Regions from separate parts of the Homo sapiens genome. Here region 1 is linked to region 2. A link is an interaction called in ENCODE POLR2A ChIA-PET data of the cell type or tissue named here. Cell type or tissue: OCI-LY7. All regions are shown on one strand. Region 1 overlaps ARMC9 (armadillo repeat containing 9). Region 2 overlaps ARMC9 (armadillo repeat containing 9).

Region 1 (2,500 bases), 85 kb before region 2:
AACAGATGAATTTTATGGTATATAAATTATATCCTCAATAAAACTGTCAAAAATGTGAACACACTAAATAAATACTCCAATCAAAGGCAGATTGTCGGACTGGATTAAAAAAGCAAAAGCTAGCTATATCCTGTCTACAAGAGAAGTACTTTATATTAAAAGACACGAATAGGTTGAAAGTAAAAGAATAAAACATGTCATGCAAACAGCAAGCATGAGAGAGCTGAAGTGGCTATATTAATATTGGACAGACCAAATATTCTAGAGACATTATTAGAGACAAAGGACATTTCATGGTGATAAAGGGTCAACACTGTTGGATGATAGAATTACAAACATATATGCTTAAAGCAAATGAATTCCACAATAGATGAACCCAAAACTGACAGAATTGAAAGGGAAAATAGGCAAATTCACAATTTAGTTGGAGATTTCTATACTCCTCTCTTAGTAACTGGTAGAATGAGTAGACAGAAAAAAACACTAAGGATATAGAATAGACCTGGGCATATAACAGGTGCTTGATACATATTTGTTAAATAGATGAATTCTAGCCAAGTCAGTTTTTACAACATTCCCAGAGCTTGATCCACTCGGGAGAACTAGGAGGAAACAAAAAAGCAAGCCTGAACCGAATGTATACTATACACCCAAGGCACTCTGTTCAGGATAATATACAGATTAGTTCATTGAGTCCTTACAATACTACTTTTTTGTTAGAAAAAGAATGGTAACGTTTCTGAAATTAAGAACTGAGGATAGAGCGTGGTAAGGCCAGGGTAGTATAAGACTGAAATAGCCAGCTGGCTTTTCCCACCTAGTAAGGGCCAACATAAATGTCAGTTTTGATCACCAAAACTCTAACTTCAATTGGAAAAAAAAATCTTAGATTTTGCAAAAAAAAAAAAAAAAAGTGTGTGAAACTGTAAAAGGCTGTTTTGCACACAAAGACTATCTTCAAACGGTTTGTTCGGAGAAGAATCTCCCTGTAGCAGACTGTTTAACCGCCACAAACTCCTGCCATCCTGGCAAGGACATCCTTTTGCTATGTGGCTTTGCCACTCATCCCATGCAGGGAAGGGTCTATTTTTCTAATCCTTTGAGACTGGGCTGGCCTTGTGACTTTGACAGTAGAATTTGGCAGAAATGAGGCCCTGAGAATTCTGGAGCCTCAGCCTCAAGAGGACTGGAAGCTTCCAACTTCAACCTCTTGGAACTCAGAGATGCCCAGTTCCAGCTCACTGGAGGAGTGAAGTCACGTGGCGGAGAACTGAGGCACACTGCACTGGCAGCCTGCACCAACTGCCAAACCACCTCGAACCTTCCGGCCCAGCTGACATCCAGCCGAATGAAGCCACATGAGTAAGTCCAGGTGAAACCAGCAGAGGACCTGCCAAGCCAACCCACAGAATTGGGAGGAAAATATTATTGTTTTTTAAGCCACTAAGATTTGGGGTAGTTTTTTGGGGGTTAGCAAACATAACATTGATCAAATGAGCCAGACACATGAGTATATTATACTGAATAACTCCATTTATATAAATTTCAAGAAGAGGTCAAGAACTTGAGGGGGTGGGTGGTGTCTGAATTACATAGGTATATGCACTTTGTGAAAATTCTCCAGGCTGGGATTGGGTGAATCTGCCTTCTTACATTCCTCTGAAGGGATGAAGGGATTCTCTGCGGAAAGGAACCATCAGAACCCCTGCACAATATTTTTTTTTTTTTTTTTTTTTTTTTTGGCGATGGAGTCTTACTTTGTCACCCAGGCTAGAGTGTAGTGGCACGATCTCGGCTCACTGAGAACTCCACCTCCCGGATTCAAGCGATTCTCACTCCTCAGCCTCCAGGGTAGCTGAGATTACAGGCGCATGCCACCACACCTGGCTAATTTTTGTACTTTTAGTAGAGACGGTGTTTCACCATGTTGGCCAGGCTGGTCTCGAACTCCTGACCTCAAGTGATCCGCCTGCCTTGGCCTCCCAAAGTGCTGGGATTATAGGCGTGAGCAACTGCGCCCAGCAGAACCCCTGCACAGTGTTCTATACGGGGCACATGCTCAGTCAGCAAATACCTACCCCACCATTGGTATGTGCCAAGTGCTGTGCCGGTAGTGAGGAGCCTCTGGAGAACCACACTGATACGGCCCTGTCCCAGCAGCACTTACAATTCACTAACACAGAATAAAAGGTAGTGTGAATAGCAGCAAAAGAAAAAAAAATGACTCCACCAGGAAAGAGGATATGAAAATAAATGCCAGAAAGTAGCACACAGCCGGCTGCAAAGTGAGCTGCATAGCAAATTCTCTGCAGTGTCCCTCCCCACACAGCAACATTAACTTTCACTATGCTTCTGTCTTTTTCTATTTTTATTTTTATTTTTTTGAGACACAGTCTTGCTCTGTCACCCAGGCTGGGGTGCAATGGCACAAATTTCAGCTCTCTGAAGCCTCAACCTCTTGGGCTCAAGCGATCTTCCCATCTCAGCCTCCCAAGTAGCT
Region 2 (2,500 bases):
AGCTGCAGAAACTCAGGAACCAGAGAGAGAAGTTTCTCACCACCTTCCTGCCCCCATTGCCTGGGGGTCCAAAGGCTAGTTCAGAACAGCGACCTGGCAGATTCAACTAACAACTAAGGCAGTTCTCTAGGGTCCAGAGATGCAGGGTATGGTGGTGGTTTTAAAATGCCTGTAGTCTTTGACACACCCTCCTTCCCATCAAGAAGAGGAATGTAATTTCCTTTCTCTGAAGGTGAGGGGGCCTTAGGAATTCACTTGCAAGAAACAGAATGCAGCAGAAATGACTGACTGACTTCAGAGGCTAGGTTAGAAAAAGTGATACAGCTTCCTCCTGGCTCTCTCTGGGGACATTCACCCTTGGAAACCAGGCAACATGCCTGGAGGAAGCCCAGACCACAAGGCCACGCAGGTGTTCTCGTCAAGGGCCTCTGCTGAGACCCCACGTGACAGCCAGCACCGACCACCACTCTGCGTGTGAGTGCCTTGGAGTTGGCCCCAGGCCGCTCCGCCTGACTGCACCTGAGAGACACGCTGAGGGAGAACAGCTTAACTGAGCCCACAGCTCCCAGACCATGCAGGCTCATCATCACCATTATAAGTGAATGTCATTGTTTTGTGCCACCAAGTCGGGATGGTCTGTCAGGCAGCAATGGAACAGTGGGCTGAGGTGTATTTCCAGGAGCTGCAGGGCAAGATCCAAAGTCCCAGTCCAGTTGAAGATGCCAGCTGTGTTGGATGTGAGCAAACTGGCCCGGGACGCACCGTGGCCAGGCCTGGGCCTAGGCTAGCACTGAGAGAGCGGGCCTGCAGAGCTGAGGATGCAGGCTGGGAGTCTTCCTCCACATACTGTACTGGGGGTAGGGCAACCTTGGGGAGCTCCAAGACTCAGGGTGCTCCTGCGACCCTTGGAGCAGTCCAGGTTGATCCCATGGGGCCGTATCTGTAGCCCTGCTCCTCCATGAAGGGCCAGCAGGGCCTGTCCCCTCTGAGCGACAGAAGGGTCAGCATGGCTGGCAGAACCAGTCACACACTTAGAACAGCTGAGCTGGGGATGCTTGAGGCTACCAAGAGCAAAACCAAGCATCCGAAGCCTTCTCAAAGGCTGACGCTGCCAAAGCCATCTTGAGTGACAAACCCAAACCCAAGCTCTCCCTGAGGTTGACAAACCCCATTGCTTATCTGCCAACTCCCTGGTGAGCAAACAGCTAAATAATTTACTAATTAATGCTTCCTTTCTTTAAAAGAGTTTCACTCCCTAAAAAGAAACAGGAAAAAGCAATGGCAGGGAGTTCTGAAATCCTCTCTGGCATGACTCTGCTTTGAAAGGGCAAATGTGCTGGCGCATGGAACAAGATCTCCTGTAGTCACACTCCACCTACTGGGAACTGAGGGTTATGCCATCAATACTCACCAGAGGGATGACATGCATCACAGGCCCTTTCCAGCATCATCATTTAAGCAGCTGTCAAAACGTAGTATCAAAGGCAAAACTGAGGTACAGCGCCCCAACTGGGGCCACCAACTTCATATTAACTACACTTTTTCTCACCTTACTCAAAAGTGAACAGTTCTGGTAAAAACAATTGACCATGGAAAAATAACACTTCATGCTACAAACTGAAGACTGGAATTCCTACTTGGGAATGGAAAATGCTTGATAAGAATGGGTACTCCATATGTCTTCGAAGACCCCAGTTGACTAGTTCAAGGTAAAAGTTAAATATTAAAATAATTAAAATAAATTAAATTAAAAGAACTCTATCCTTACCCATGCTGCCCTACACCTTCTAGGGAAAATGTGCTGCTGCTGCAGTTACCTCCCTTTGGGATGTTATTGGATTCTCTTCATTTCTCCAAGGCTTAGCTACCTGACATGCAAGACGAAGCTAACAATACCAGCCCTCCCGAAAATGGGCCTCAAGGAACTGCAGGTCACTATGACTGCAAAGCCTTTCATAAATATTTAGACTCTTAAAGCCAAAATCATGAATTCTCTCCATCTTTGCACCGATCTTACTACTTCAAACCTGAACTGGCAAAGTTGTTCTTAGACAAATTTAAATCTAGATGATTTACCTTTGTTACTTTGTCCATTCTCCTTCTGGGATGAAAAAGAAGTTCAGGAAAACAGGCATTCAGGGAACGGTACTTGGGGTATCGGACATCCTGTGGCCAATGTGAGAAAGCACCTCAGCATGATGAAACAGAATTCTCGGAGCCGGGAGGGCCAGCTCCAACTGTTGCTGTAAATAGCTAAGCAACTTCTCCATACTGGCCTGACCCACTCCCATTTCAGAAGAAGGCAAGTCCTCTTCTCCCCATTTCAATTATCACTGTCTGAATTCAAGTCTTGCACTATTTCAACAGCCTCCTATCCCCTTCCTATCCCCTTCCAAAGGCCTTCCCCACTGCTACCAAGCCAACTAAAAATGCAAATCTGATTTTATACATAATTCAACTCTAACTTCAATTCAAAGCTTTATCCTAAGGAAATTGATAT

The links. Peaks named below come from ENCODE experiments on the same cell type or tissue, not always from the same donor. Only the 100,000 strongest peaks of a DNase experiment are listed, where the experiment ranks them.
Region 1: POLR2A ChIA-PET joins it to region 2 with 7 read pairs; 1 of 35 experiments calls an interaction of 5 or more read pairs at or near these places.

The regions. Positions count from the first base shown.
Region 1 is chr2:231,311,012-231,313,511 of GRCh38, reverse strand. The region is part of intron 19 of ARMC9 (armadillo repeat containing 9); the gene reads right to left. Among named protein-coding and RNA genes, the nearest start is that of MIR4777, 50 kb to the left of the region's middle. RefSeq lists an enhancer at 2,140-2,189. In OCI-LY7, a CTCF peak has its summit at 1,387; DNase peaks (open chromatin) are centred at 1,301 and 2,271; H3K27ac peaks cover 1,626 bases.
Region 2 is chr2:231,226,375-231,228,874 of GRCh38, reverse strand. It overlaps ARMC9 (armadillo repeat containing 9), which reads right to left. Exons shown (of 25, transcript NM_001352754.2): 7 at 2,077-2,101. Among named protein-coding and RNA genes, the nearest start is that of ARMC9, 29 kb to the right of the region's middle. RefSeq lists an enhancer at 422-491. In OCI-LY7, a CTCF peak has its summit at 1,387; DNase peaks (open chromatin) are centred at 434 and 1,374; H3K4me3 peaks cover 752 bases; H3K27ac peaks cover 1,291 bases.